Linked DNA regions of Homo sapiens: regions 2 and 3 are each linked to region 1. The links are chromatin loops, found by intact Hi-C in ENCODE. Cell type or tissue: Caco-2. All regions are shown on one strand. Each heading gives the region's core, and the rest is flanking DNA. Links, peaks and the distances in the headings are about the cores only. Region 1 has its middle 420 kb from the start of LINC02353. Region 2 has its middle 67 kb from the start of LINC02353. Region 3 overlaps LOC107986223 (a long non-coding RNA gene).

What was found. Hi-C counts contacts between places; a loop is a spot of excess contacts. Peaks named below come from ENCODE experiments on the same cell type or tissue, not always from the same donor. Only the 100,000 strongest peaks of a DNase experiment are listed, where the experiment ranks them.
Region 2: it touches region 1 in a loop (28-fold over the local background); 3 of 110 quality-filtered maps call a loop at or near these places.
Region 3: a loop joins it to region 1, with 21 times the contacts of the local background. A loop is called at or near these places in 9 of 110 quality-filtered maps.

Annotation. Positions count from the first base shown.
Region 1 is chr4:32,769,361-32,780,509 of GRCh38, forward strand. No RefSeq gene overlaps it. Among named protein-coding and RNA genes, the nearest start is that of LINC02353, 420 kb to the left of the region's middle. In Caco-2, for the core only: no CTCF peak of the experiment used is centred there; a DNase peak (open chromatin) is centred at 5,881.
Region 2 is chr4:32,412,246-32,423,394 of GRCh38, forward strand. No RefSeq gene overlaps it. Among named protein-coding and RNA genes, the nearest start is that of LINC02353, 67 kb to the left of the region's middle. In Caco-2, for the core only: no CTCF peak of the experiment used is centred there; no DNase peak of the experiment used is centred there.
Region 3 is chr4:32,457,488-32,468,636 of GRCh38, forward strand. All of the region lies in intron 2 of LOC107986223 (a long non-coding RNA gene), which reads right to left. Among named protein-coding and RNA genes, the nearest start is that of LINC02353, 110 kb to the left of the region's middle. RefSeq lists an enhancer at 763-932. In Caco-2, for the core only: a CTCF peak has its summit at 5,651 (motif pointing right); no DNase peak of the experiment used is centred there.

The sequences.
Region 1 (11,149 bases), core at 967-8,966:
TCAGGGAAGGGCATTTCACAAAGGGAATTTAGATAGTTTACAATATTCACACAAGATGGATTAAAGTATAAATACAGACCTTGTTACATGTTTAGGGAAATCTAGTTTATTTCATGGAGTAGCATAGTGGGGAATCTAATACAACGATAAACTCAGGTTGACAAAGCATGCTTGTCAAATATATAATCAGATAATTCAAGGACAGGCATAGTATGGAAACTATAAAATGAAGTGGGTGGAGTGAGTCCTCACATAAAAGGACTGGAGAGCAAGAAGCAGCTGTTAAATAATCTAACGATCAAAATAGTTATTTAGAGAAATATTTTTCTGTTCTTATAATCATATAAAGAATAATTCAATACTACTTGTTTTGCGAAACAGAAATTACATTTTATGAATTAGGCATAACTTCATTATTATTATGAGAGTTTAAATTCACAGGGGCTGAATAACTCATTGAATAGGGAAAAACGTAATTATATCTAACATTCTGCTATTATCAATAGTGCTTGCAGATTAGTGTTGTAATTCCAAGTGAGTCCGTAAATTTGTCTTAAAAGAAAATCAGGTCGGGCACGGTAGTTCACTCCTGTAATTCCAGCACTTTGGGAGGCCGAGGTGGGTGGATCACTTGAGGTAAGGAGTTCGAGACCAACCTGAACAAAATGATGAAACCCCGTCTCTACTAAAAAAAGAAAAATATTAGCCCCAGGGAGGGAGGAGGGCGGACTCTTGTAATCCCAGCTACTCAGGAGTCTGAGGCAGGAAAATTGCTTGAACTGGGAAGTGGAGGTTGCAGTGAGCCCAGATCGCGCCACTGCACTCCAGCTGGACGACAGAGCAAGACTCCAGCTCAAAAAAAAAAAGAAAAAAAAAGAGAAAGAAAGAAAGAAAGAAAGAAAGAAAGAAAGAAAGAAAGAAAGAAAGAAAGAGAGAGAGAAAGAAGGAAAGATCGCAAGAGATAAAAAATATTGTGGCTCTAAAAACTGATAAATAAATGTTGTGCATAGCATCAACAAGTAAATTATGGTACAACAATGCAACTTAGAATGCATCAGTTCAGTGCAACCTAGAATAAATTAACCAACAAATGGGAGAAATTTAATATGTAAATTAAAACATTTTGAAATAATCTTTGCCTTTACTCATTTATTATACAGACATGAATAAATGTATCTGTGGTTAGTTAGACTGTTATGAACTGCCATAGATAAAAAATAATCTAACCCCTCTTCAAAGGGGTTACAATTTGATTGCCATATCTTTGTTTTTTCTATGTTGACGTGGAGTGCAGTCACCATGGAATGCAATTGAGAAAAATAGATATAAAATATTTCATATATGAGAAATTAGGACATTGAACTCAATTGGCCTGTAAGATTTTGGATTTAGATTTTAAAATTATATAATTAATTGGTGTAAATACATTTGGACAATATTATGTCCAGATGGATTGTGACATTAATCTGGATTTAGGGTAGATATTGCTACTGTTGAATGAATGTACTATATCTGGAATTTATGAAGTTTTGCATCACATGTTGAAGAAGTAGAATATGTACTTTGAAATATTCTATTTGAATATCTGTATTCTTTTTTTCTTAGCTACATAGTTGACATTGCAGTCACATTAACAAAATATTTGTGAAACAATTATATTCTCTACTGTTTCTGGTATATATAATAGTCATTTGGGATAGTTTTATGTTTGTTAAAGTAATCATTATTTGTCATTATTATTGAAAACAATAATGGCAATAGTATGTTGTGATGTATGTGGTATGTCTTATAAAAGAGAGGTGAGACTGAAAGCTAAGAAGACAGTGGTAAAGAGATAGATCTTAAATAAATAGGTGATAAAAATTATACAAAATAGGTAGAAGGGCAATCTTAAGCTTAAGAAAACTGGTAATGTAAACTAGAAAATAGAAAACTTTATTAGAATGCTCTAAATATTCAGAGAAATTATGGCAAATATGTTCAGGATTATATAACATCTACAATATGTGACTTGTCAGTCTTAAAGAGATAAACTTGGTTGAAAATTTTGTTCTCCTCTAAACAGTGATGCAAAGACAAGAGATGATTTCATCTTGAGTGTCTATAATCCTGTAGAGCTTTGCTACTATCAGTATGAAGTCCGTGGAAAGGAACAGAATGTGTGAAGCTGTTATACCTGCCCCTTAAAAGCCTTGGCCTGGAAAACGCACACCACTCTCCTCACATTCCTTTGGTAGAATTCAGTATTCGTTTACACCTAACTGTAAGACAGACTGGGAAATGCAAACTAATGCTCATGAAAGATTCATTACTGCATGAATTGCTGGTGAAAATCTAGCAGTCTCAGCCACAATGACATACAAAGACACGTACTCTGGAGATTTTACAAGGGTAAAGCTGCATCAGTGAAGAACAGATGCACCTCTATAAATACAAATGAGGAGCACCGTTCTAATGTGAATTAGCCAATGTAAGAAAGAACAAAGGATGGAAACCAGATCGAATTTGGCATCTGCTGATCTAAATTCAAATACTGACTGCTTAAATTATTACTTCCTTTTCTAGGTCTCAGTATCTGTATATAACATAACATTTTTTAGTACTTTGGAAGTGTTATCCAAATCAAAACATTCATAAATGCAAGTATTTGTTTTTCTATAAACCAAAAACCTGATATATAAAAGAAAATCTTAATGAAACTGAGGTTAGTGAAAAAACTTGATCATCAATAATGTAAGAGCTGGAAGAATTCTTTCTGGCTGAAAGTATTGCATCATATGGACAAAAGTAAATCAGAATACATTTTGCCATATGGGAACATTTTCTCTGAATGCCAACTGTTTAACTGGTAGTACCTGGAATGGTATAAGCTGAAGACCTTCCCTTTGACTACTGTTTCCTGTCCTCATAATTAGTGTCTGTACTTCATTCCTCATTAGAGAAACCCAGGGCCTTCTGGGAAGTAGGAAGTTCTGAATTTTGGGGCAGAGAAGAGGATGTGCCTAGGACATCCTGCTGTTTCTAAAGGACGATGTTGCTCTAAACAACCTTTAAAAAAATAAAAAAGAAAAGGAAAGAAATAATAAGGTTCAATTGGCAAAAGAGATCTGAAATGTAATGCAATTAGCCAGTTCTGAAGGAAAAAATGACTTTCAATGATACATAGATGAAGTATAAGATCCATTCCGATCAAACTGAGATCCAGCTAAGTTAGAATTTGTTTCTATTTTATGTGAGACAAAATGTATCAAAATATTGAAGTTGAAAGTGAATGTGTGAGTGTATGTCTATATGTTTAGCAATAAGTAAAGATTGCTGAAATGATATTAAATTTTGTAAAATGTAGGCTAAAAATATGTGTGTGATCTTGGAAAGTGGGGTATTGGGGGACAGGGACTTTATGCAGCCATTCAGGACATAGGTTGATTGATCATCTTCAGTATATTGCTTCCAAGATTGTCCTGGAATTTATTTCCATCTCAGTCACTGAGAAAAGCTAACAAGGGATTGGGGGAGCACACATGGGAAACTTTTAGGATCCATTTCAATCAGTGGCAGACGTGACTTTTACCCCGATCCCGTTGACTATAACACACAAGAAAGGCTGGGAAATATAGACATACTCTGTGCCCAGGAAGAGAAGGATCTCATAATTAGCTAATAATTTCTATGACATAATGATTTGTGTATTTTTAATAATAATTATAATACATCTTTGGTTAGTACTAGATAACAAATTGAACTTACGTTCATTGCTAATTGTTCATATTATAAAATGTGTTGAATAATTAATATTTTGGGGTTTGGGACTATTAGAAAGTAATGCTTGTGGTTATAACTCCACAGGAGTAGTAAACCCAAGCTGTTAGGAGCATGACATATGAGATGGAGTTTTTCAGAATAAATAATAAAATGAAGGCTTTAAATAAATTAAGATGTAAGTTTCAGAATATATTGACCTAAGATGAGACAATTTCTTTAAGCAAGATGTCTATGTGTTGTTGATGCAACAGAATCAATTAATTGTAACTGGAGAATTTCTGGTATGGTCATCTATCAGAGAGGGAATAATGACTTTTTTTTTGGAAAGAATTTCATCAGGCAGTAGATGTTTGCCAGAATGAAGGAATATTGATAGTTCCATAATACATGAAGTAATAGTGTTGCAAGATCCATCTTTGTGAAAACTCTGAAAATGTCAGTGAGCATTCATCCTTGTGTTTTTCTTTTATTATTTTGCCGTGTAACATGAAGTTTAGGAAGGAGAAAGAATTTGAATAAATACTTGGAATATCTACACTTGAACCACATCTATTATAAGTTGTTTTAACAGAGTTTTTGGGTATACAGAATGTCTGTGAATGACAGTTAAACATACACAGCTGATCAATTATGAAAATATATTCCACAGTATTCTATTCATTCTTCTTCTTAACATTTTCTACACCTTCTTCAGGCTGCCAGCATAATCCCTAGGTCCCCTTCAACTAACTCTTGTCATAACTTGTTTTTACCTCAACACATTTATGTTGATTACTGATCTGTCTTGTATCCCTAATTAGATCGTAATCTCCTTTAGGGAAGGGAACACATTTCCATGTTAATGGATGGTCCAACTATTCAGTAACATGCTATGAATTCTCAGTGATTCCTTTTTATTCTGACTTATTTTTGATATTTTACACTGTCATATTATTGACTCAGATCTTTGTGTGGTATCTCTAATGTTGTCTCATCTTATTTTATCTGAAGAGATGGAAAAATATCAAGCTTTTGTCCTACTAGTATTTAGATGTATTCCTAATGAGACAAAAAAAAAAAAAAGAAAAGAAAAAGAAAGCTTGTAAAAGAAAGAAATGTGCAAATAAAGCATGACAGGCCTTACAGGTAACATCACTTTGTCCTTGATACCTCCATGGATTATGCATATTGTTTCTTGAAGTCTTAATGCCATGTCATCTCTGACAAACCATTATCATTTTATGTATTTTAATCTTTAGATTTAACATAGTTTGATAATATACACAACACACTCTCATTTTAGTCAAGGGATATTCGAATTAATTGAAATCCAAAAACAAAACAAAAAAAGGAATTATAGTTAAATACAATAATGCCTCTTATAATTTCCAAAATATTGGCTTTTCTGCAAAATGACATGTGAATTCTCCAAATTCTCAATTTTTTCAGGAAAATGACAGAAAAAAGTTAGGATTTGTAATATACATATGTGTTACAAGTCTATATCTGTTTTTGTATGTACATTGCTATCTGTAACTTACATATTATTAAGCTTGGTTATTGAGTTTAAAATTATTAATTATTGCAATAATTCTCAGGCTTTCTTAGAGAATTTTAAATTATCAATTATTCTCAAAAAACTCTTCTGGAATATCTCACCAAGTTTTTTTTAGCCAATCCAGATGTGTATCAGTCACGGTCCATTCAAGAGAAAAAGTGATACTAGTAATTTAAATGTGTAAAATTTCATATAACTTGGGTGTAACAGTAAAAGGACTTCTAGAGACAGATAAATAGCAAATATACACAGTAGTTACTGCCTCAAGGGCTAAGGACAAGTAAATATGGATGGAACTAATAACTGAAAAGACTCCTAACACTGAGATCCAGATCTCATTTTAGAGGGTATGGCTGACCAGGAACACCCAATCTGAGTGGTGAGCAAAGTTAATAGACGGTGTGGTCCAGAAGTTCACAATAAATGCTCCAATGGTAGGCACAGAAACTCATTGGAAGTGGCTCACAAAGGGTAGATTTTTTTTTTTTAACCACTGTGACGTACCATGGGACCTTGTGCATATTTTTCTGCCAACAGCAAGGTGATAGGACAAAAGACACAAGAATACTCTGGCCTTGTAGTGTCTTTCCAGCACCCTCTATTGACAAACGTAGCATTGTGCAAGTAGGGCACAGGATAGTAGGTTTGGAGATAAGAGGAAATAAATGGAAAATGGGCACAGATCACTGTTTTGTGTGCTAAGCTCTTGTATGTATCTTTCTACATCCATTTACGTTCTACTTAATAAATGCTACTATCTTTCATACAGGTGAAGAAGTTCTCACTCGTCTTTCCCCAAAATGTGGTTCCAGTTTTCATTGAATCTATCTTTGATTATACCTATTAATTACTCTTCAAATTTAGTCCATCACAGTGAATATTTTAAAATTAACCTCCAATAACTTTTATAAAATAATCAGTGGAATAAAGTTAAATGGAATAAAACAAATAATTTAATATATAATAGGTATGCATAACAAGAAAAGAGAAAATGAACAAAACTAATCTTTATTTCTGAGCTTTTTCTACTTTATTTATTCCATATTTTCCTTGTCTTCATCAGAGCCTCAGCTGGCCCACGAAAACATTCATTCACCGAAAGATTGAGTCCTTTATAATCCTGAATTTGGAACGCTGTAGCTTTCCATTAATTATAATTATTGGTCATGGAAGCACTAAGGGGAGTCCATAGAATTCCCTGGGTTCCTGATATTGTTCTTCCTGACTTGATTTTTTAGCAAAAACTCAATTTCCTTTGGTAATTGCAGTCAATCATTCTAGCCAGTAGAATAGTCCCTTTTTGCCTGTTTGTTTAGTAACGTAAGGATCCTCAAATGGTCAAGTGGCAGTCTCATAAAGTTTAATGCAACCCTCTTGGAACCCCAATGAAATAATTCCCGTTACTGGAAACTAAGAGCACCAAATCAAGATAGTTACCAGGACAAAAAGTTAAAAAAGCCTACAAAGGGGTTATTATGTTCAACAGAGAAACCATTTCCATTTCTTGATTTCCAGACTTGTTTACCTGACTATAGGTGAGACATGCCCATGTAATCATCTCAATTCAAACCATGTAATACACCTGTAAGAATCCTACTATTTCAAGGTCTTATCTCTCAGCTGGTGCCATGACTAAATTTTTAATAAGCCATTCCATCTTTGCATTAGTCTAATTGACCCTCATGTATGGCGGTTACAGCAAATCTATTAATTCTATGCACATGATCCCATCCTTGTACTTTTTTTCCTTTGGCTGTAAAATAAGTTTATTGATCAGAAGCAATGCTGTGCAGACTGCCATAATGGTGGAAAATGCATTCCATGAGTCCATGGAGAAAGCTGCAGGAAGACGTATTAATTATCTATTACTCCTGTGAAAAATTGCCATAAACTCTGTGGCTTAAAGTAATGAGATTGATTACTTTACTTTTCCTGTAGGTAAAAGTCTGATGCAGGTTTTACCGGACTAAAATCAAGGTGTCAGCACTTTGTGTTTCTTTTTGAAGTTTCTAGGGGAAAATCCATTCTGCCTTTCATTCTGCTTATTTGGTTCCTTGCGGTTCTGGAACCAAGACCCCCAATTTATTTCTTGGTCTAAGCTGTTGGTCTAGAGGCTGCCTCATTCTATGATTCATGCCCTTCTTCTTCTATCTTTAATGTAGACAGTGGTCTAATCTTTGTCATGCCACATCTTTATGACTCTTCCTCCATAGTTGCCTATCTCTCTCTAGCATAGCTGGAAAGATTCTCTATTTTAAAGACTCATATGATTAGGCTGAGCCATCCAGATTAAAGCCACTGTTTATTTTTTTTTTCATTTTAGTCACTCTTATCTGCTGACCCATTTTTATATCACTGAAAAGCTAGAAGTCATCAAATGTGAACTCTGTTAATCATTCACAAATCTTCAATACCAGCAACTTTTGCACACATCATTTTGTACTTTTTTGTAAGTAGAAGGGAGAATATATTTTTTCTCTAGGCAAGCTGTGACCCCTACTTGTACCCTATTTTATTCAGAGATACCAGATGTACCTCAGCTGATTTAAATGATGATAATTTTTTGACCTATTTTGTTAATAGACATCTATATACTTCTAAGAATCTCTTAGTAAGGTGTGTATAGACCTAAGGAAACAAACAATGAATGTTGAGGCCCCCTGAGACTGGTAACAATGGAAAACCATTGCTACTGCTAGAGCTAAAGGGGGAGAAATTATACCACTCTTATTCACTAGAGCTCAGCAGAGGAGGGGCCACACTGCAGGAACTGTCTATGGAGACTTAAAATCACTGCCAGAGGCACAGCAATAAAGCAGGGAGAGGAATAGGAAAGACATAGCTTGACTTATATTTCCTTCTGCTTTTGAATATCTTGAAATGTTTCTCTTTGGCTAATGCCAACTAGAAGCTTGATAGAAAGGGAGCCCGGTTCATTTATTATGTGAAGATCAGCTTCTAATATATAGGACAGAACAAAAGAGAGTAGAGAATAAATAGGAGTAAATCTAGCTAATAATAACCTGAACAATACACTCGTTTTGGCCATTCAGAATTCATTTTTTTCCATTTATTAAGATAAAGGAACACTCATGTTCATGGCTAATACAAGACAAACACAAACTCCTATCAGCTGCCATATAATTAACATCAACTCACTTACATACTCAGAATTAAAATTGCAATATTAGCCACTACCAAATGTAGATAGAAGAAAATAAGTGAAGAAACCAGTTAATGTAAGAAGATATGAAGAGCTGCTATAGTTCATGCTTTAGTACGCAGTCTCAAGCCCGGGGTTAAGTATCTTAACTTCCTTTCACTACCAAGTCTCTGCTATCTTTGCCAGTTGGCATAAAACAGGATTGTTTTTTACCTAAGGAGGTGATCTAAACTTTCCTCTTCAAACTCTATATGTATCTTTCTTGCTAATATTGAGAAGTTTTTTTATGTTAATATTTGCCCTTCATTATTTTACACAGAAGTTAGTTATATGAGCCACTTCAATAAATTTCCTCATTCCCAAACATAATTTCTTTTTCTCACATTGCGTAACAATACATCCTTGCCTGTGCATGTTTGAGGGTGATTCTCCATGTATGTCTCAAGTTTCTGCAAGTCCTGTGTCTAGAGTCACTACCTGCCCATTTGTTGTGTCTGCCTTTTCTTCCTTTCTTCCTTCCTTCCTTCCTTCCTTCCTTCCTTTCTTTCTTCTTTCTTTTTCTTTTTTTTTTTTTTGATGGAGTCTCACTCTGTTGCCCAGGCTGGAGTGCAATGGTGCAATCTCGGCTCACTGCAACCTCCGCCTCCCGCATTCAAGTGATTCTCGTGTCTTAGCCTCCCAAGTAGCTGGGACTACAGGCACATGCCACCACACTCGGCTGATTTTTTGTATTTTTAGTAGAGACGAGGTTTCACCATGTTGGCCAGGATAGTCTCGATCTCCTGACCTCATGATCTGCCAGCCTCTGGCTCCCAAAGTGCTGAGATTGCAGGCGTGAGCCACGGCACCCAGCCTGTGGCTGTCTTTTCAAGAGTGTTGATATAGTAAACAACCTTGAGAGATATGGATAGGATTTCCCTCCAAACTAAATGGAATGTTTGGTTACTGTCTTGTATAGTAGAGATAATGTCTCCCTCCAGGGAAATGGTCAGGCAAATTTACTTGCAGCTTGTTATAAAAAAAAAAAAAAGTGGGTTTCTTAAGCACTGGTTTCCTCAGCTGTTATAGAAAACCACAGCATAAAGAATTTCCACCTGGGTACCACTGTTTTGCAACCAAGTGTCCCAAATCATGTTACTACTGCTTATATTTCTTTTGAGTTTCAGTTTCGTGTATCCAGTTGTTTGTTGTACATATTTCCTTGTTTGTCCATTGATACTATAATCATCTTTTCCTGAAAATGTAGTTTCTATCTTCCTACCTGAAATGCTCCTTATTATAATTTTTCTCTGGTGCTGAATAATATAATCACATGATCAAGTCAATCACATGATCAAGTCAATCACATGATCTTAGTGTCATTCCAGATACTTTTCTTCACCTATCATTTTCAATGGTTCTCTTCCTTCCCTACCTATATATACAATACTAATTCTAGTTCCAAAACATTTATTGGGTCTATCCCTTTGCAATCATCAATATTAAAATTGGCCTTCTTTATGCCTCTAAAATCCCTGAGTTCTTGCTGTCACCCTTTTCCCTTTTTCCAGTACTGACACCTCCAACTCTATTCTTTTCCCTCTGTCAGACTGATTACACCTCTGCTTTATCCTTTGCAGTAGTGAGGTTTACTGCATGCTCATCATGGAAGTCTATGCTGTGCTATTATTTATTTTGATTCCTTGTTCCAAAAAAAGTTCAGCTATCTTATGTTCTTCAAGACTCTCTTTTGGTATCATCTCACAGTTAAATTCCCACAGACTTCTCAGATTGGGTAATTTTCCACTACTGTGAACAAGTAAAACATCCTTTTCTTCACTTTTTATTGAAATTAAATATTTAGTAGGTTCAACAGTCTCCAATAGGTTATAAGAATTTATGATTAACAAACATGTCTTTTGATATACTCTTAACTCTCAAAACTTCACCTCAAAGTAAAAAGCAATATTTGCTTTGGTAATCATTACATCTAAAGTTAAAAATAAATTCTTGGTAAAACAAGCTAAGCCATAATTTATGTGATTTGAAGATACTCAAAACCTTGGACTTTCCAGGATGATATATAGATTATATAAGACATTTTTCCAACTCCAAACAAAGGCAGCACATTTTATAAACAACCAACCAAACAAACAGACGAACAAAATAACTCAAAAATAGTACCAATTTAGTGGTTTTTGCATATATCAAAGTTTTCAGTGTGAATAGGTTCTAAAATGTAGTTTTTACACATTATAACATATTGAATTTATATAGGAATGATTTATCATTCAACTATTTAATATCTACATGAATATATTAAAAATACAGACAATATTTACATTTTTGTATCTCATAAGTTATTTTCTAAAAATATTGAAACCTGTTGTATAATATTGCTTGACTAATTGTTGATAACAGAAATTGCCTTATTAACATAAATCTTCAAATTAAAATTGTCTTTATTAGTAAAGAATTCTACCAATGTGTATGAAGACACATTTTGAAGATGGAAAATTTATGTGTAATTATTTGTAAGAAAGATCTCCAATAAGATTATTTCAGTCACAGCAGAATAAAAATAAATAAACTTGATTATAATGCAAAATTGGGTAGAGGATTTATTGTACTTTATAGAATTATTTCCTAATGTTTTCTCTGGAAATATGATGTGTAACCATATACAATTCTCTGATTTTTAGGATTAG
Region 2 (11,149 bases), core at 2,150-10,149, 360 kb before region 1:
CTACTGGGTAAATAACTAAATGAAGGCAGAAATAAATAAGTTATTTGAAACATTGAGAACAAAGACGACGTACCAAATCTCTGGGACACAGCTAATGCAGTATTTAGATGGAAATTTATAGCACTAAATGCCCACAGGAGAAAGTGGGAAAGATCTAAACTCGACACCCTCACATCACAATTAAAATAACTAGAGAAGCAGAAACAAACAAATTCAAAAGCTAGCAGAAGACAAGAAATAACTAAGGTCAGAGCACAGCTGAAGGAGATAGAGACATGAAAGACCCTTCAAAAAGTCAGTGAATCCAGGAACTGGTTTTTGAAAAGATTAACAAAATAGATAGACCACTAGCCAGACTAATAAAGAAGAAAAGAGAGAAGAAAAAAATAGAAACAATAAAAAATGATAAATGGGATATTACCACTGATCCCACAGAAATACAAACTACCATCAGAGAATACTATAAATACCTCTACACAAATAAACTAGAAAATCTGGAAGAAATGGATAAATTCCTGGGCACATACACTCTCCCAAGACTAAACCAGGAAGAAGTTGAATCCTTGAATTGATCAATAACAAGTTCTGAAATTCAGGCAATAGTTAATAGCCTACCAACAAAAAAAGCCCAGGACCAGATGGATTCACAGCTTAATACTACCAGAGGTACAAAGAGGAGCTGGTAGCATTCCTTCTGAAACTATTCCAACAATGGAAAAAGAGAGAATCCTCCCTAATTCATTTTATGAAGCCAGCATCATCCTGATACCAAAGCCTGGCAGAGACACAACAAAAAAGGAAAAATTCAGGCCAATATCCCTGATTAACATCGATGTGAAAATCCTCAGTAAAATACTGGTAAACTGAATCCAGCAGCATATCCAAAAGCTTATCCACCACAATCAAGTCGGCTTCATCCCTGGGATGAAAGGTTGGTTCAACATGTACAAATCAGTAAACGTAATCTATCACATAAACAGGACCAATTACAAAAACCACATGATTATCTAAATAGATGCAGAAAAGGCCCTTGATAAAATTCAACACCCTTTCATGCTAAAAACTCTCAATAAACTAGGTATTGATGGAACATATCTCAAAATAATAAGAGCTATTTATGACAAACCCACAGCCAATATCATACTTAATGGGAAAAAGCTGAAAGCATTCCCTTTGAAAACTGGCACAAGACAAGGATGCCCTCTCTCACCACTCCTATTAAACACAGTATTGGAAGTTCTGGTCAGGGCACTCAGACAAGACAAAAAAAAAGTGTATTCAAATAGGAAGAGACGAAGTAATTTATAGATTCAATGCTGTCCCCATCAAGCTACCATTGACTTTCTTCACAAAATTAGAAAAAAATACTATAAATTTCTTATGGAACCAAAAAAAAGCCCATAAAGCCAAGATGATCCTAAGCAAAAAGAAAGCTGGAGGCATCATGCTACCTAACTTCAAACTATACTACAAGGCTACAGTAACCAAAATAGCATCGTACTGGTACCAAAACATACGTAGACCAATGGAATAGAAAAGAGGCCTCAGAAATAATGCCACACATCTACAACTATCTGATCTTTGACAAACCTGACAAAAACAAGCAATGGCAAAAGGATTCCCTATTTAATAAACGGTGTGAAAACTGGCTAGCCATATGCACAAAATGGAACTGGACCTCTTCCTTACACCTGACAAAAAAAATTAACTCAAGATGGATTAAAGACTTAAACGTAAGACCTAAAACTATAAAAACTCTAGAAGAAAACCTAGGCAATACCATTCAGGACACAGGCATGGGCAAAGACTTTATAACTAAAACATCAAAAGCAATGGCAATACAAGCCAAAATTGACAAATGGGATCTAATTAAACTAAAGAGCTTCTGCACAGCAAAAGAAACTATCATCAGAGTGAACAGACAACCTACAGAGTGGGAGAAAATTTTTGCAATCTATCCATCTGACAATGGGCTAATATCCAGGATCTACAAGGAACTTAAACAAATTTACAAGAATAAAACTGACAACCCCATTAAAAAGTGAGCAAAGGATATGAACAGACACTTCTCAAAAGAAGACATTTATGTGGCCAACAAACATATGAAAAAAAAGTTCATCATCAATGGTCATTAGAGAAATGCAGATCAAAACCACAGTGAGATACCATCTCATGCCAGTTAGAATGGCGATCATTAAAAATTCAGGAAACAATTCAGAGAAGATGTGGAGAAATAGGAATGCTTTTACACTGTTGGTGGGAGTGTAATTTAGTTAAACCATTGTGGAAGACAGTGTGGTGATTCCTCAAGGACCTAGAATCAGAAATATCATTTGACTCAGAAATCCCATTTCTGGGTATATACCCAAAGGATTATAAATCATTCTACTATAAAGACACATGCACATGTATATTTATTGCAGCACTATTCACAATAGCAAAAACTTGGAACCAACCCAAATTTCCACCAGTGATAGACTGGATAAAGAAAATGTGGCATATATACACCATGGAATACTATGCAGCCATAAAAAAAGATGAGTTTATGTCCTTTGCAGGGACATGGATGAAGCTGAAAATCATCATTCTCAGCAAACTAACACAGGAACAGAAAACCACCACCACATGTTCTCGCTCGTAAGTGGGAGTTGAAAAATGAGAACACATGGACACAGGGAGGGGAACATCACACAATGGGGCCTTTTGTGGGGGTGGGGGGATAGGAGAGGGAGTATTAGGAGAAATGCCTAATGTGGATGATGGGTTGATGGGTGCAGCAAACCACCATGGCACGTGTATACTTATGTAACAAACCTGCACGTTTTGCACATGTATTTCAGAACTGAACATATAATAATAAAAAAATGCAATCCACATTCCAATCAATAATAGTGAATACATGGATAGCCACCAACTGATCCTATGTAAAAATTACCAGAAAGACAATGCATAGAAGAGTGACTTTTAAAAATAAGCAGGTTTATGGAGAAATAAATTTAAGCTAGTTCGATTAAATAAATTTTGAAAGATATAATTTCACAGTCATGATATTGGCAAAAATGTAGTTTTAATATATGCACTATTGCCTACATGAAACCTTATATAATGATGGTAGATGTGTCAAGTAGTAAAAATGCTTGGGAAAAATTGGAAAATATTTAGTAAATGTAAGGCATACCCCAAGTTAGCTGTTAGCTTTTTTTTTTTTTTTTTTTTTGAAAGGGAGTCTTGCTCTTTTTGCCCAGGCTGGAGTGCAATGGTGTGATCTCGGCTCACTGCAACATCCATCTCCGGGTTCATTCAAGTCTCCTGCCTCAGTCTCCCTAGTAGCTGGGATTATAGGTGCCTGCCACCACGGCCAGCTAATTTTTGTATGTTTAGTAGAGATGGGGTTTCACCATGCCAGCCAGGCTGGTCTCAAACTCCTGACCTCAGGTGATCCACCCGTCTCAGCCTCCCAAAGTGTTGGGATTACAGTTGTGAGCCACCACACCCGGCCAGTTAGCTCTTGAATATACATGCATTTGGCCATACACTATAGAATGACTTAATGAAAACACAAGAGTGGCAAAAGCTTATTGCCTACAAGTAGGAACATGGATATATAAAGTGTGACTTCTCATACATTAAAATACTGTACATCATACTTTAGAATAAACTAAGCAAATCTATGTAATTCAATGTAAAACTATCTTAAAACACTATATTGAATGTTAACAAAAAGACATTGAATGGTGGAGGGCCTATAATACATTTATATAAATTTAAAAATGAACACATAAAAACTATTTTTAACTATGGAACTATAATAACTCTCTAAACCTTGGGCAGTAACTTCTAGTGAGAAGTAGAACAATTAGATAATGGTGTCTGGTAGAGATATAATGGAGCTGAAATGTTATCTGCAATATTTAATTCATTTAAAAAGATCTTAAAGATGCATAATATATTACAATTTTAATATAGGGTTTATGTGTGCATGTGTGTTCAGTATATTATTTTATGCTATTTTAGAAGTTGTAATAAAAATAAAAATAACGCTTAAATTTTCATCCACATTTCTGGGAAGATAGAGTCTCAAAGTGCTTTATGGAGATGTCTGTATAAAATACCCACTAAACTTAAATGGTGAATTTCAAATTAATTATTAAAAGCAAAAGTAGCTGACAAATGAGATGAATTTTAAATATTTTATGGTACCATGCAATTTTGTTACCTTGTAGTTCCAAGCTCTTTGATGAGTTGTGAAAGCTGTTTCTTGTACTAATATCAAATATTTAGTTATTTTTAAATGATGATTTTTCCAGACCTATAAAATGTTTTTATCATCTTAAATATCGTAGGCTTCAATATCCTTGTGAAAAGTAGTGCAAACCTAAATTATAAATCTTTACAAGAAATTACCTTATTTGGCTTCTATTTCATTCTTTTTTGATATGTCTGCACTTCAATAATCCTCATTTGATTGTTTTGTAAAAATTTATTTATTTTATAGTATATACTAAAGTATACAACATGATGTTTTAATATACATAGTGAATTAGTTCCTATAGTCAAGCAAATTGACGTATCTATCATCTTACATAATTACCCATTTTTTTAAATCATAAGAGCACCTAAATCTACTTTCTTAACAAATTTCCAATTACAGTATAATATTACTAACTATAGTTCTTGTGCTGTACATTAGAGCTCTAAGAATTATTCTCCCTACATAACTTGCAACTTTTTACTCTTTGACTTGCATCTCACCATTTCTTTTCTCTCCCCACCCCATCTATAGTAACCACTATTCTATCCTCTTGTTTCTATGTATTTGACTTACTATTTAAATTTCATATATGTATGAGAACATGCAGTAATTTTTTTTTCTATCTGGCTTATTTCACTGAACATAAGTTCACCCATGTTGTTGCAAATGGTAGAGTCTCCTCTTTTTTTTCTTTTAGGCTGAATAATATTTCCTTGTAGGTATATACCACATTTCTTCAACCATTCATCCATCGATGACTATTTATGTTGTTTCTCTATCTTTGCAACTGCAATACAATAATGACCATGAGAGGGCAGATACCCCTATGAGGTGCTGATTTTTATTTATTTTGAGCAAAATTTTTATTTCCAGAGGGGTTGCTGGGTCACCTGATAGCTTCATTTTTAGTTGTTTTGGTGGAACCTCCATACTGTTTTCATAATAGTTGTACCAATTTACATACCTACTAAAAATGTTCGAGGGTTTTCTTTTCTGCTGACTCTCAAAAATTGATATTTCTTGTTTTTGAAGTAATAGCCATCCTAACAGATGTGTGGTGATATATCATTGCAGTTTTGACTTGTATTTCTCCAATGATTTAGAGAACCTTTCCATGTACGTATTGGTAATTATATGTCTTCTTTCAGGGGATGTCTATTCAAGTCCTTTGCACATTTTTAAAATGAGTTTTTTGTTTAATTAATTAATCAATTAACTGCTATTGAGTTGTACAACTTCTTTATATATTTTGAATATTAACCACTTATCAGACATATGGTTAGCAAATATTTTCTCCCAATACATAAACTTCATTTTCACTCTGTTGTTTGTTTACTTTCTTGTGGGGAGCTTTGTAGTTTGATGTAATTCCATTTGTTTATTTTTTTCTTCTGTTATCTGAGCTTTTGTTATCACATCCAAAACATCATTGACAAAGCCAATGTCAAGAAAATTTTCTCTGATGTTTACTTCTAGAAATTATATGGTTTCAGGCCTTATGTGTAGGTCTTCAATTTATTTTGAGTTGACATTTGTGGCATTAAAGATCCAACTTTATTCTTTTGCATGTGGATATCCAGTATACTAATATCATTTATTGAAAAAGATTATCCTTTCCCCATGTGTCTTCTTGGTGTCCTTCTCAAAAATTAGTTGACTGTACATGCATGGATTTATTTTGGGGCTCTCTATTCTGTTCCATCAGTCTATGTGTTTGTTTTTATGCCATTATTATACTGTTTTGATTATTACAGCTTTATAATACCATTTAAAATTAGGAAGTCTGACGCCTCCAACTATTTCTCTTTTTCAAGTTTGCTCTCTGGCTATTTGAAATCTCTTGAGGTTTTATACAAATTTTAGAATTTTGTCTATTTCACTGAACAAGGTCATTAGAATTTTGATTGGGATTCCATTGAATCTGTATATTGCTTTGGGTAATATAGATATTTTAACAATTATTTCAATCCACAAACATAGGAATCTTCTCATTTATTTGTGTCCATTTCAATTACTTTCACTGGTATTTTATATTTTTCAATGTACAGACATTTTACCTTTTGGATAAATTCTTTTTTAAGAATTTTAGTCTTTTGATGACATTATAAGTAGCATTGTTGGTTGATTTCTTTTCAGTATATTACGGTGATGTATTTTTTCCGTTATTGGTATAACAATAAATGCAACTGATTTTTGTATGTTGATTTTGCATACTGCAACTTTACTGAAATCATTTACTAATTATAAATGTTTTTGTGGATTCTTTAGGGTTTTCTACGTGTAAAATCATGCCATTTGCAAATAGAAATAATTCTATTTCTTCCTTTACATTTTGTCTGATCTCTCTTTCTTTCTTTCCTTTCTTTCTTTCTTTCTTTCTTTTTCTTTCTTCTATCTTTCTCTCTCGCTTTCTTTTTTTTTTTTTCTCTGATTGTGCTTGCTATTACCTCCAGTACTATGCTGAATAGAACTGGTGAGAATGGGCATCTTTGCCTTGTACTACTAAATGTCAGAAAAAAGGTGTTTAGTTTTACCTTTGTGGGAGTAAAAAGCTGTGATATTTTTATAAATGTCATTTATCATGGTTGAGAAAATTTACTTCTATACTGAAATTGCTTAGAGTTTTTAACATAAAAGCATGTTGACATTTGTCAAATGATTTTTTTGTATCTCTTAAGATGATCATGTGATTTGTATCTTTTATTCTGTTAATGTAGAGTATCACATTGATTGATTTACATGTTAATACAACCTTGCATTACAGGAATAAATTTCAATTGGTCATAATATATAATCACTAATGTTTTGTTGAATCAGTTTGCTAGAATTTAATTGAAGGTTTTTGTAAATCTTTTTTTCAGAGATATTGGGCTGTAATCTTTTTCCTCTGTGGTGTGTTTGTTTAGCTTTGATATCAAGTTGATACTTGCTTCATAACATGAGTTTAGAAGTGATTGTTTCTCTGCTATATATTTGGAAGAGTTTAAGCAGGACTAGTACTCATCTTCTAAATGTTTGGTAGAACTCACCTGTGAAGTCATCTGATACTAGATTTTTAAAATGTTGTTGGGAGGTTTTTAATAACTATTTCACAATCTTTATTTGTTGTCTTTTCAGGCTTTCTACTTTTCCATGTTTTAATCTTGTTCAGTTGTATGTTTCCAGAAATTTATCCATTTCTTCTAGTTTATTCAGTTTGTTGGGATATAATTGTTTATATTAGTCCCTTATGTTCTTTTTTATTTCTGAGGCTTCCATTATAATGTGCCTTCTTTCATTTATGACTTTATTTATTTAATATTTTTTTCTCTCAATCTAGATAAGGGTTTGTCACATTTGTTTGGTCTTAAAAATAATTGAGTTTTGTTGTTTTTTTCGCAGTTTTTCTATTCTCTATTTGATTTATTTCTACCCTAATCTTTATCATTATCTTCATTCTCATAACTTTGAGTTTAATTTGTTTTTTTTTTAGCTTCTTGGGATGTAATATTATGTTGTTTATTTCAGATCTCTCTTCTTTTTTAATGCAGACATTTAGCACCACAAAATTCCCTCTTAGAACTGCTTTTGCTGTATCCCATAGGATTTAAAATGCTGTGTTTCTATTTTCAGTTGTCTTCAGATATTTCGAGCTTCTTTTTTGATTTTTGACCCATTGACAATTCAGAAACATGTTGTTTAATTTCTACATAGTTGTTCATTTCATAGTATTCCTTCTATCATTGATTTCTAATTTCATACCACTGTGGTCAGAAAAGATACTTGGTACTTGGTATGATTTCAATCTTCTTAAATTGTAAGACATGTTTGGTGTCCTAATACATGGTTTATCCTGAAGAAGTGAGTATCTTGTAGGCAAGATATTGTTAGATCATGGTTTTTATTTATTCAGCCATTCTATCACATTTGAGTAGATAATTTAATCAATTTACATTCAACGTAATTATTGATGAGAAAGGATTAATAGTGCCATTTTGTTTATTGTTTTCTGTTTGTTTTGTAGACACTTTCTTCTTTTCTCTTCTTTTTCTGACTGATATGCTTTGATTACTTTCTCTATTATTGTATTAGTCCATTTTTCAGGCTACTGTTAAAGACATAAATGAGACTGGTCAATTTACAAAAGAAAGAGGTTTACTGGATTTACAGTTCCACATGGCTGGGGAGGCCTCACAATCATGGTGGAAGACAAGGAGGAGCAAGTCACATCTTACATAGATGGCAGCAGGCAAAGAGAGAGACCATGTGCAGAGAAACTCCTGTTTTTAAAGCCATCAGATCTCATGAGCCCCATTCACTATAATGAGAACAACATGGGAAAAACCTGCCCCCATGATTCAATCATTTTTCACCAGGTACCTCCCACAACACATGGGAATTAGGGGAGCTACAAGATAGATTTGGGTGGGAACACAGAGCCAAATCATATTAGTTATGATGATGATTACATAACATATGATGTAAATATAACAGTGTATTTCACCTGAATAGCAACTTTGATTTTATACTAAAATTCTATACTTCAAGTGTTCCTTCCTTTCTTCCTTTACGTTATTACATTAAACTTAAAATATTTTTTTGATGTAACAACTTAAAATATTTTTATATTATGTACCCACTAAGGAAATGTTATATCTTTTGTTACTAGTAATGCGTTTGTCTTTTAGTCTTTATTCTGTAGTTTAAAATGATTTGCACATCACTATTACAATATTATTCTAAACTTAGGAGTATATTTTCCTCTACTAGTGAATTTCATACTGTCACATTTTTCAAGTTAGTAATTCACATTATTTCATTTCAACTTGAAGAACTCCCTTTAATATTTCTTGTAAGGCAAGTCTAGTACTGAATAACTCCTTTATCTTTTTTTATTTTGTGTTGTTATTGTTGTCTAGGACTGTATTTCTCTTTTGTTTTTAAAGGACTACTTTGTCAGGTAAAGTATTCTTATTTGACATATACTTTTTTTTTCTTTCAAGACTTTGTATATACATTAGTCCCTCCTTATCTGTGGTTTCACTTTTTGTGGTTTCAGTTATCTGTAGTCAACTGTAGTCAGAAAATATTAAATGGAAAATTCCAGAAATAAACAATTCATAAATTTTAAATCGCACACCATTCTGAGTAATGTGATAAAAGCTTGCTCTGTTCCACCTTGAATGCGATCATCACTTTGTTCAGTGGATCCATCCTCTATACACTACCCATCTTTCAGTCACTTTGTAGCCATCTCAGTTATCAAGACAGACTGTCACAATATTGCAGTGCTTGTATTTGAGTAACACTAATTCTACTTAACAATGGCCTAAAAGTGCAATAGTGGTAATGCTAGAAGTTGGGTATGCCAAAGAGAAGCCATAAAATGCTGTTAAGTGAAAAGATGAAAGTTCTCCACTTAGTAAAAAAATAATAACAATGTTATGTTGGAAGTTGCAAAAATCTATGATTAAAAAAATCAATGTTCTATCTGTCAAATTTTGAAGAAGGAAAATCTATTGTGCTAGTTTTGTTTTCCCACCTGAAACTGCAAAGTTGCAGCCACAGCAAACAAGTGCTTACTTGTTCAGATGAAAAGGGCCTTAAATGTGTTAGCAGAATAAAAGGATATTTTGAGAGAGAGGGACCACATTTATGTAACTTTTATTACAGTATATTATTATATTGTTTCTATTTTATTATTGTTAATCTCTTGCTGTGCCTAATTTATAAGTTAAACTTTATTATAAGTATGGATGTATGGACAAAAGATAGTATATATACAGTTTCATACTATCTGGAGCTTTAGGTATTCACTGAAGGGTCTTAGAACATATTCCCTGCAGATAAGCGGGGAGTACTGTATCATTCCATTTGCTCTGAGCCTGCAAGTTTCTCCTTTGAAATCTACTGACTGCTTTATGGAGATTCCCAAGTATGTAAAATATTGATTTTCTCTTGTCTCATTTTCTTGATATTAGACAGTTTGATTATAATGTGCCTCAGGACAGAAATCTTTGGATTGAAGTTGTTTAGAAATATTTGTACTTCATATGTCTCCTAAGATTTGGGAAGTTTTCAGCCATTATTTTTTGATACATACTTTCTACTTCTTTCTCATGTCATTCTCCTTTTGGAACTTCCATAATGCATAATGGGTTCACTTAATGGTGTCCCATAAGTCCTATAGGCTTTCTTCATTTGTTTTCTCTTTTTTCTTCTGAGTGGGTAATTTCAAAACTTGTTGAGTTTGCAATTATTTTCCTTCTGCTTGATCAAGTCTACTGTTGAAGATCTCTATTGCATTTTTTTTTTCATTTTACTGATTATATTCTTCAGCTCTAGGATTCCCATTGGGTTCTTATTTATAACTTCTATCTCTTTGTTAAACTTCCCATTTTATTCATGTAGTGTGTTTCTGATTTCATTTAGTTTATTTGTGTGCTCTTGTATCTAAGCGACTTTTTCAAAATAATTATTTTGAATTTCTTTTTAGGCAATTTGTAGATACGCATTTTGAGGAGTTAAGTACTAGATAATTATTGTGTTACTTTGGTAATGTCATAATTTCTTGATTTTTTTGTTTCTTGTTGCTTTGTATCTGTTCATTTGATGAAGTAGTCACCCTTTTTAGACTACTGTAGCACCTGAGTCCTGGGATGTGGGCATACTCATTGACACATGGACATGTACAGGTCATCCATGAATTCATGGTCTGAGACTCTGAGGCATACCCTGGTGGCTCAGACCCACTGGTTAGAGTCCAAAAAGGTATAGCTGTGGTCAGACTTCAGGGAGCAGGATACAGCAGTGGCATGGCCCTAGGGTTAAGGGATAGTTTGGTGGTTCAGCCTTCAGAGGAAGACAGCAGGGGCAACTTAGTTCCCAGGGATGTATAAGTGTACCTGTGACTGAGGC
Region 3 (11,149 bases), core at 1,134-9,133, 310 kb before region 1:
TATATATATAAACCCTATTATATTTATATTAAAAATACAAAAATTAGCCAGGCATGGTGGCGGGCACCTGTGATCCCAGCTACTCGGGAGGCTGAGACAGGAGAATCTCTTGAACCTGGGAGGCGGAGGTTGCTGTGAGCCAAGATCACGCCACTGCACTCCAGGCAACAAAGAGTGAAACTCCCTCTCAAAAAACAAAACAAAAAAGTAATATTTTTTTCCACAAATTTAAACATAAGAAATTTTTCTTACCTATATTCTTCTCATAGACTGCTGAAATGAAACATATCTCAAGCAGCAAAAGCAATTCAGGTTAGTGACACTGACACAATCATATGAAGTTTTCAAAAGTATCATATTTTTAAAAGTTATGTGGATATAGACATGTCTCTAATTAACTATTTTATACAATTTCTTTCATGTGTAGCATATTTCTTATTTGCAAAGGTACTTACAAACTATATGACCAAATCAAATTATAACATATTTTTTATAATTACAACCTATTCCATTCTTGTTTTATCTCTGTTTACTATAGTCTATCTTCTAATTTAAAAATCTCTAAATTCACATACTAGTTGCTAAAGCTATTTATTGTAAATAATATAGATCTTTGTCTTTCATAACTAGATAGAAAAAATAGATCTTAAGGTATAATAAAATTAATGGAGTTATATCTAAATATTTACATATGAAGCTTAGTTTTTTTTTTCAAGCAGAATACCAGGCACACTCATGCCAACACATTTCCTGAAGGGATAGCATCTTTTCTATGCCAATTATCTTTTCATAAGTATCTTATAATTTTAGCTATGTATTTTTTGAAAATTAAGTAGTAAGACATAGCATATAGATTTGTCCTTTTATAAAACTTATTTCTATATTAGACTTAGGTCATGTTAATTGTGATTTGAATGTTATTAATAATACTAATTAAAATATATATACTGAAATGTGTTTTTGATTGTGTTTATATTTATTTCCATGTATAGAAACAGCTTTATCTGCTTCAAAAATGAAGACCCTTTCTGTTCGATGGAAAGCAAATCAGATTTAACCAATTGGTACAAGTTTGGGCATTGATTACGCTGATGAGTTAATATGATAGACATATCCATTACTAGACTGGATGAGATAAATATACACACATACAATGTTGTGCAAAAATATATGTAAAACCCAAGGAAGACAGACATGTTTTCTCCAAAAAAAAAAGTTGAAATAGATAGGTTGAAACAAACAAATTTACAGCTCTTTATGATAAAAGTGGGCAAGGAAATTGTCATGGACTGAAACAAAAATGATGATAACAGGCATAACTACTAGTCTTGCTGGAACATTTTGTAACATGAAATTAACAAAGGCCATAGTTCTACTAAGTACATCCCAGTTCTTTTTTAGGCAATTGATATTTTTTTCTGAGACACGGTCTTCCTCCCATCACCCAGGCTGGCATGCAGTGGTAGAATCGATCACACCTCACTGAAGCCAGGACTTCCTAGCCTCAAGCGATCTTCCCATCTCGGCCTCCAGAGAAGCTGGAACTACAAGCGTGCACCACTATGCCCGGCTAAATTATTATTATTATTATTTTTTTTTTTTATTGTAGAGATGGGGTTTCTCCATGTTGCCCAGGCTGGCCCTGGACTCAAGCCATCCTCTCACCTTGGCCTCCTAAAGCACTGGGATTACAGGCACAAAGCATTGCACCCTGCCAGTCAATTGATTTTGGAGTTTTCTATCTCTAATAAAAAAGAAAAAGCTAATAGATTTTTCAATGATTATATCATTTTGATGATATATCACTATTTTATGTCTAAATTATAATCTGGGAGGAATTTAAAGAATCCAATATATTTTCTTTAACATTCCCCACCTACTTATAAAAATGAAACTCACTATTAGACTTGATTATGAACCTTATCTAATTTTAACAGTAATGTAATAATCAACTAATTAGAAAAATGACCCTCTTAATCTCATTGAAAGATTGTGTTCCAATAAATTGTATTTATTGTTTAATAATTATTGACACATAGTATACTTTTATTTGTATTCAGGTATTAATAACATAAATATAATGTATATAATAATTCAATAGAGCTGATTTTTTTACTATTTAGATCTTTTATTATAAGATTGTTATAAATTTCTCTCTCTGTATATATATTTATATGCCTATCTATCTATCCATCTATTTATCTATCTACATACCTATTTTAATTCCAAAAGTATAGTGTCATCAATAAAGGTTTTTGTAGCACAAAAATATAATAAACTAGAACAAATTCTGTGGTATAAGTGAAATGGAAATACATTTTAAAAAGAAAACAAATGATATAAAATTGACTACTGTTAAGGAGTCTGCTTGCATATATTTTAAATGAGTGATGTTGTCCATAAATAGCTAAGGTAACATAATAATTTAACAGTTTTCTTTCTAAATGTTAATATCGACAACATCAGGGAAACTACTCCTTTGAAACAAGTATAGAGAATCTTCCTTATGCCAGGCACTGGACTGTGAGCAAGTCATAGCAAAAATCAAAACGAAATGTAAACTTTCAATAAACTTTTATTCTAGTGGTAGATAGGATAACCATTTACAAGATGTGGATTAAGTATTATAACAGAGTTATATAAATAAAAGTTTTATGGCAGTGTGGAAGAGGAAAGAAATAATACTGTCACAGGTTATTGTAACAATATTATTGCTATGGTCAATTATTTAATTATGATTGTATATGTTGTTTTATTTGTACAATAGATCATGTAATTATGGATGTGATAAGGTGGTGTTGGGCAACATTAAGATTAACATGGTATTTTCTAACTGGGTGACAAACATCAGTCTTAGAGTTTTATATATTATTCTACTTGCTGTTGATAAGTTTACTTTAATAAAATATATTTATCTAAGGAATATGATACATGAAGTATTTAATAGAGTAATGGAAATACAAAAATTGCAGGAAATGTATTATGTTCTATAGAATTATATTACTCTATGTAGGCTAGTGTTGTGAAATTCTGCATTGCTGTCTTCAAAGGAAAGTGCTCATTTGCTCTCCCTCTCTGTCTCTTTCCCCCTTCCATTGTGCTGGAAAGTGTACATATACATGGTGAGACAGTTTTAACCATGTAAATAAAGCCTATACTCTACAGGATAATGAAGTAAGTTAGAATAGTCTGAATGCAAAATGACCTAAAGGAGTAGGACCGTATGGCTGTCCCGTAATATTCAGGTATCTCTATACTACCACACAGGAAATGGATATCTGTATTGTTTAAGCTACTGCATTTTGAATCTCTTCCTTATAGTAACATGGGCTGTGATAGATTCCTTTCATCCTTCTGATATATGGAGATTAGAAAAATATTTCAATTTAGAATGGGAAAAAATCAAGTTAATCAATGTGGAAGAATGTCATAACAAGAAAGCCTCATGCATGTCGCATTGCAAAATTCAGCTTTGTGCATCAAAAGAACCACACATTGTTTCTATTTTTGAATGTATTTTTTTTTCAAGATAGTATAGAAAGGTAGATGGCATATGTATAAACTTTCAGGAATGCAGTTACAAAGCATTTCTTCAAAAGAGATGACTTTTGTCATCACTATTTTACTGAGAAATTCTATATCATCAAAGCCCTATCATTTTGGTGACATATGACACTAATAAAGCATCATGATGACCATGATAATGTATGTGTGAGTCATAATATATCATCACAATGGTATCTCTGAAATGATTTATCAGAATTGTACATCACTGTGGTGACACTGCATTGATGTTGAAGTACCAGCAAGAATACATCTCCGAGACTTAAAATCCTTATTGTAATAATAAATGTTTTATTTTTATAAATTTATTCTTATGAGAAATGAACTGTTATAGTATGTCAGGTTGAGTGAAAAATACAAGAAATTCAAAATATTAAATCTATATATTTGACTTCCACGAAACAGGAACTATTTATATACAGAAACATTTAAGTCCCCAAGTTACATGAACTTATTCCTCTATGTCTGAGGATACTTTACTGCCATTATTCAATAAATATAAATAAAGTTTTATCTCAGACTTCCAACTGGCTTTTTGTTTCTGTTTTTCCCATGTTAGTAAGCTGATATTTGTTGAGAATGATGATGTGAACACAGGTTTTAGGTTCAAATTTGTTCTTGATAACCATTGAAAACATTGTGCCTGAACATTAAAACATATATATCCAAATGAGATTATCAGCCCCAAGTGACAAGTGAATGTCTGTGTTCTTCTGATTCTCTGAGAGCTTAAAAATAAAGCAAGCACTAAACAGAAAATTCATCTTATTAATTTACGGAAGATTTGGCACCTCACAGACAGTCGAATTAAATTTGTCAAATTACTGAAATCCATGCTCTTCTTATAGTGGTAGGTGAGATTTTGCTGGTCTCTGGAAGGCTATGCAGTGTGATTGTCAAGACTTTAATCTGTGGTGGACTAGGAAGGAGATATACTAGCTGGTGCACCATTTCTAGCTTTTGAATCGTGTGGAGAAACTAGTAACTGCAAGAACTGAGGAATTAAGTGTTTGTTGACGAGTACCATTGATAGGCCAATAATGGAACATGTCAGGCTCAAATTGATTGCTCAGAAATGAAAGGAAAGAGTGTGAGTCTCCTTGGCAGTTTTTACAGATACAGATTATTTCCTAGACCCAGAGGACAGACAGATTTGAAGACCAGGCACAGAACTTAGATCTCATCCTGTTAAAACTGACAATCCTGAGTCCAGATTGGCAAATGCCACACAGTTAAAATGTCAAACAGTTGGTGACACCAGTAGCAATTCATTATACAGTGGATACAGGACATATAAGATTGGGTTTGAGAAGATTGAGAGGGTAAAAGTAAGCTGCGTGAACAGTTGGCTCAGATTCCCTCGATACCTTGTAACTTTCACACCTATGCCTCTATAAACAGTTCCTTATGAACAGCTGACAGAGATAGAAAAGGCCAGGCTTGTTTCAAGGATGGGTTGGATAAGTTTGTGAGTGTAAGGTGAAAATATATTGTTATCATTACAGCCTCACTTACCGGGTGGCCTAAATGGCAGTGGTGATGAGCAATCTTCCTGTTGGGCAGAGCTTTGGGCACAGTTCTTGGACATCTACTCTGTTTGGAAAGACACATCACCCAATGTAGAGATATATTTGAACTTGTGGGCGGTGGTAAATGCCTTTGCTTATTATATAGAATGCCGAGAAGGACAAATTTAAGGAGACTCAAAGGAAAGACACGTTACTGGACTTACATTAGGCACAAAGTGTGAGAATATTTTAATTATACATTAATACCCACAAGAGAGCATTTAGTAAACAAAAGCTTAAAAAAATGGAAAGATAACTCACCTAAAAGATGTTATCCAACCAGTTTCTGATCCTATTACTTGAATATTAACTTATTTAAAGAGTGCTTGCCCCCCAACAGGAAGGCTCCTTCTCAGCCAGTCTCATCCAATCACTGCCACTGCAGTGTCCAACCTGCCTTCTCAGTGAACAACACTTAGGTCCAACTATGATGCATTACCTTGAGGACAGAAAAAAGTAAAATAAAATACACTAGATGGCAAGTTAATTACATCAGACCCCATCTTTCATGGAAAAGGCAGTGCTTCATCCTGACAGCAGGTGGCATACTTTTTTGGGTAAGAGTTTCTCCTTTCCAGTCATAGTGTCTCATCCAACAACATTTTCTGAGAATTTTCAAAGTGTCTGATTTACTGGCGCAGAATCTCACATAACAGCTTACCAGACCAAGGCCATGGGCACATAATTATGAGATCCACAGATTGTACCACATATAGTACCATCCAGAAACTTCTTCCTCATAGAACACCTAATAAGAACTATAATAACCTCCTGAAGGTGCCAACTTGAAAATGAGGTTCTGAGGGAACAGGTTGCTTTTCATTAGAAAATAGAATGCACCAAGCATCATTATCTCATGCTGTTGCCCTAACAGGCAGATACATGGGTACAAAAACCAAGGACTAGAGGTAGTTTCAAGGTAGAAGGTAGAAATGACCCTGCTAACAAGCACTTCCAAAGACCTAATGGTGGATGTATACTTTTGTCCTTTACACTTTAGACTTTGTGGGAATAAAGGTACTGGGTCTCAGAAGAGGGCTCATTTTATACAGAGACACTAACGAATACCATTAAACATAACACTATATCTGCATCCTGGCCACGTAGGCCTACTCATGTGAGTACATTGGTAGGGGCAGAAAAGATATACAATACTTCCAGAATTTTTACAAATAATGAGACCTGATCATAATAACGAGGTAGAACTACACAATGGGGCAGGGAGAAATAACTTTGGTACTCGAATGACCTACTGAGTCATTCCTCGGTACTTCCTTGATCAGAAGTCAAATAAAGTGAGGGTAAATGCTAGTGAGATTTCTGCAGCCGAGTAATCCAGGCAAGAGGTGAATGTGTTCTTTTCCTATAGGAGATAGCAAACATTCTAATGAATAGCAACCGATTCCCTCAGAACCTCATTTTCAAGTTGGCACCTTAGCTGTGCCCTTAGGAGGTTCTTATAGTGCTTATCAGGTGTCTATCAGGAAGAAGCTTCTGGATGGTAGTACATGTGGTGCAATCTGTGGATCTCATAGTTATGTTCCCATGGCCTGGAAAGCTGCTATGGGAGATTCTCTGCCAGTAAATCAGATGGCTAGACAAGGAAAGGAGAAAGAAAGAAGGATAATTAGATGATATAGTATTTTTTGTAGTAAGGAATAATAGATGGTATCAATACCATCCATTATTAAATATGAAAGGACATTTTTAATACTCTGCGATAATTGCTTTAAAAATTTACCATTATAAATGAGTATTATCTACCACATCAAGAGTCGGGGAGTATTCTTATGTTCCATCTTTATTTCCGACAATGAGTTGATGTGATTCAACATATATCTGTGCATTCTACATAGATATGACCATCAGACTCAAGCCCAGTATGTCCAAAAGACTTTTAAAAAATTGACCTTTGTCCTGATAAAACTCTTGCAAAATCTAAAGCATGTTTTAATAAATGAAGTAAAGTTAATACGGTAATAGAAAAACACTGGTTTTTAGAAGTACCAGGATGTATTTTTTATTGGACAACTTGAAATACCTGCACATGTTCCATTTGGAAATATCCAGCAGATTTTTTAGAAATATGGGTTCGTTTGTCAAGAGAGAGTATGAGATAGCTATGAATGTGGTCAAAATTTATTTTGGTAAGCCTTTTGTCTGTTAGAAAGATTAACTTATCTGTGTAAATAGCATATACAAATACATATTTGGAATTGAAAACTATTTCATAGTAGCAAGACTTGAAGTTACCATGGAATCTAAGAAAATAGGTCAGGCATAGTGACTCACACCTGCAATCCCAGCACTTTGGGAGGCTGAGGCAGGTGGGTATCTTGAGCCCATGAGTTCCAGACAAGACTGGGAAATACAGGGAGACCCTGTCTCTACAAAAAATTCAAAAATTAGCCAGGCATTTTGGTTCACAGCTGTAGTCCCAGCTACTTTGTAGACTGAGGTGGGAGGATTACTTGAGCCCAAGAGGAGGTTGAGACTGCACTGAACTGTGATCATTGTGCCACTGTACTGCCTCCTGGGTGACAGAGTGAGATTCATCTCAAAAAAAAAAAAAAAAAAGAAAAAAGAAAATACCTGACTGAGAACTTTATCTTCAGAATGATTTCAGTGAGCATACTGGGATGCCCTTGAATTTTATATGGTTTTCAAATAAATATTTGAAAAGCTTGTTTATATTTCAGCAAATTTAACTGAGGCAGCTAAAAGCAGAGACACTGAAAAGGAAGATGTCTCAAAGTATATTTTTTAACAGTGTTCTCTCCATATCCAGGCAACCACTGGGTGATTAGTAATGCCTCTTAATAGCCGCTTGTCAGAGTGGAAATATGTGGCAAAGGATCTTAAGTTGAATATATTGTACATGTGTGTGTTATATTAAGTAGCTATGTAAATATTTATTCATTAAAAAATCAATCATTGAACATCTAAATTGATTGACCGGAATCCTGCCCTCAGGGAAATTTTAGACTGCAATACTACTTAAGGAAATAAATATTAGGTAAAAAGATAGGTCAGGAGAAGAAAGTATTGGAATTGCTTTTGGTGTACTGAGATCAAATTTTTAACAATTAATGAAAAATCCAAAACAGCAAATTAAATAAATTAAGGTTAAAAAAGTAGAGAAGATATGTGATAGCATGTGAAAATAAGATGAACTCATTGATGAACTATATTTGAGTTTTTCCTAAAATTATAAGTGATAGAAAGTGATTCAGTTTATCTGTAAAAGCACAATTGACACTTAATTTTTCATATCACTGCACATTTTATCTGACTTTCCATTTTGGGACCTTAGCCACTTGTGGAAGAAAAAGCCATAGAAAATAATGATTAGACATAAGTAGTAATGCTTTTGAAAACATGTTAATTTCATAATTTTCGTTTTAGAATTTTTTCTTTGAACTTATTTATCCTTATGTAAATTTCTTATCCTAGAATAATTTACAAACACATAACATTTTATTGCTAGAAATTAACTTTAAAAACAACTTTCCTACCTTATTATTTTAATGGCTTCAATTATTGCAGCGTTAGCAGCAATCTTGGAAGAATGTTATTTAATACTTAAGAGACTAATTTTTTAGTGTTATTCTTATTAGGATATGTAAAAGATAGTATTATATAAGAAATATTCTCTGGAAGTGGTACAGAATTTATGAAAAGAAAGCAGATGAGAACCTCTAGGTCAAAATTCGGGTGTTAATAAGAGCAGAGTTTTTCAAAGCTTTCTTAGCTCCTCAGTTGAATCCACAGATGTTTCAGACTTGTAAAAAGGCATTGCAAAGGGCAAAATGAGGTTATTGCTTCATCATTTATAGATACTGAGGATAATTTTATGTTAATGCTGTTTTAGTTACATATTATATAAGTCAAAATAATGGTGACTTGTATTCACATTTGTTTTCATGTGTTAGAAAAAATCTATTCTCTCTCTATTAATATATATCCACATATATGTAGTTATATGCATATATGGTTATACTTTTTGTAAGCAGAGATTTGAATTATATGAATTATTCATTTATAGCTAAATAGTGGAGAATTAAATTTTATGTACAAGAATATGAAGTCACATCCACAATGGCTGATGGGAAAATATAAAAATAGTATTTCAAGCTGCGCATAGCATCACATTTGAATATCAAACAAATAAATTGACATTGCTGTACAAATTACAGTAAATCTAAATTGCTTTACTGAGTATAGAGAGTATAGATGACACTGTCACCTCAGTAACAAACTTGTAAGTTATACATAAGGAATCCACGTTAGATTTTCCAATTTTTATTTCTCAATATTCCTGGTTGCACAAAAAATAGTTATTTATAGTACTCTACTGTAGAATATTGCTTACTCATATTTGTGTGTCTATGTGAATTTGTGTATCTCAAAATCATCTTACAATTCCTGCAGGGCTGATTAAAAAAAAATATTTACACTATTTACAAATGGTTTAAAAAAATGCTCTGCCTTTATAAATTTTCTTCTTGAAATAGACAATCAATGACCTTTTTGCTAGGTATTAATTGAAACCTACTAACTTATACTTTTGTGATTAAAGTTTTATAGTCCTGCTTCCTTTAGGGAAAACAACAACAACAATATGTGGGGTTACTGATTTAAACATATTTTTTAGTGCTAACTTTGTCTATTGATTTTTCAACTGTTGTCATAAAAATAAATGTTATATTTTCACACACAGTCAAAATAATTAATTTTGTATCTAAACCCACATCATAAAACTTTGAAGAGTCAAAGTTATTTTTTTATTTTAAAAATTGAGTACAGCGGGAATGCCAATCTCCTAGTAACTAATTGTAACTGAAAGAGAATGAAAAATTGGAAGATACAGAGAGGAAGAGAATTTAAAAAATAAAATTACAGTTAATGTAGTAGATATGGCATTATATTTGAAATAAATTTCCAATTGTATGTTAATGATTCTATTTGTGTCCTAAGGAAAAAGAAATGTGATAAAATTCATTTTATACAAGGGAAAGTAATAAATAGAACCTACATTGTACATGATGTAGAAAAACAAACTTTTTTCCATATAATATTGTATTAAGTGACTAAGAGTTTAGTTTTATTTTATAGTAAAATTAATGATCATTTCAGGACTTTTAAGGTTTAAATGAAATATTTATTATTAGCAAACTGAAATCTCAGAACGCGTGAGGTTCCACCATGGAGTAAAATTGTGAGGTGTGCTCACTATGGGGTAATTTTTTGTTTCTAAATTCAGGGCCATCATCCTCCAAATGTGTTCTGTTAAAAGAAAGGAATAGCAATAGTTTGAAGAAGAATATTTCAAAAATTGTCAAATTATTACTTTTTCAAAAATCAGAGATTCATTTGCATGTTAATAAAATGTGTTCTATCATTTGTATATGAGGAAATGAATATTAAAGTGATAAATGCCTCCGAGTCACAAAATGACCACCCGATGCTAAATATAACAATGATTCTTCCTAAAATATTCTATTAAATAATATTACTCAATAACAACTATCCCATACTTGTTATATATATAACCAAACCAACACAGAAAATTGTATTTTAATTCATTAATTTGTTCAGAAAATATTGTTGTTGTAAAAGAGTTGTTGTAAAGTTGTTGTAAAAGAGTTAATCTTTTAAAATCTAGCTACTTTTGAAATTGATTGCAAATAATGGCCACGTAGTCTAAAATCTCTTCCTAAATTCACTTTTTTTTTTCAGAAAGATTATCTGTACTGTAGTTAAAACATTTAAATCATAATTTGATTTAAAATAAATTATAATAACAGTTTTCAGAAAATACTTTTAGCACATTGTTTTTGTTTTAATCCTCAGCCTTAATTTTTTGTCCTTGAATTCTGTGTCACGAAGTCGAGAGGATGTAGGTACCGATTAATATAATCTGGATTCTAATTCCTCCCAGATAGTACTGCTTCTGACTCATTGCATTAACCCTTCTTGGAAATATGCAGTGATTATTTTCTTCCAAAAATAAAGTC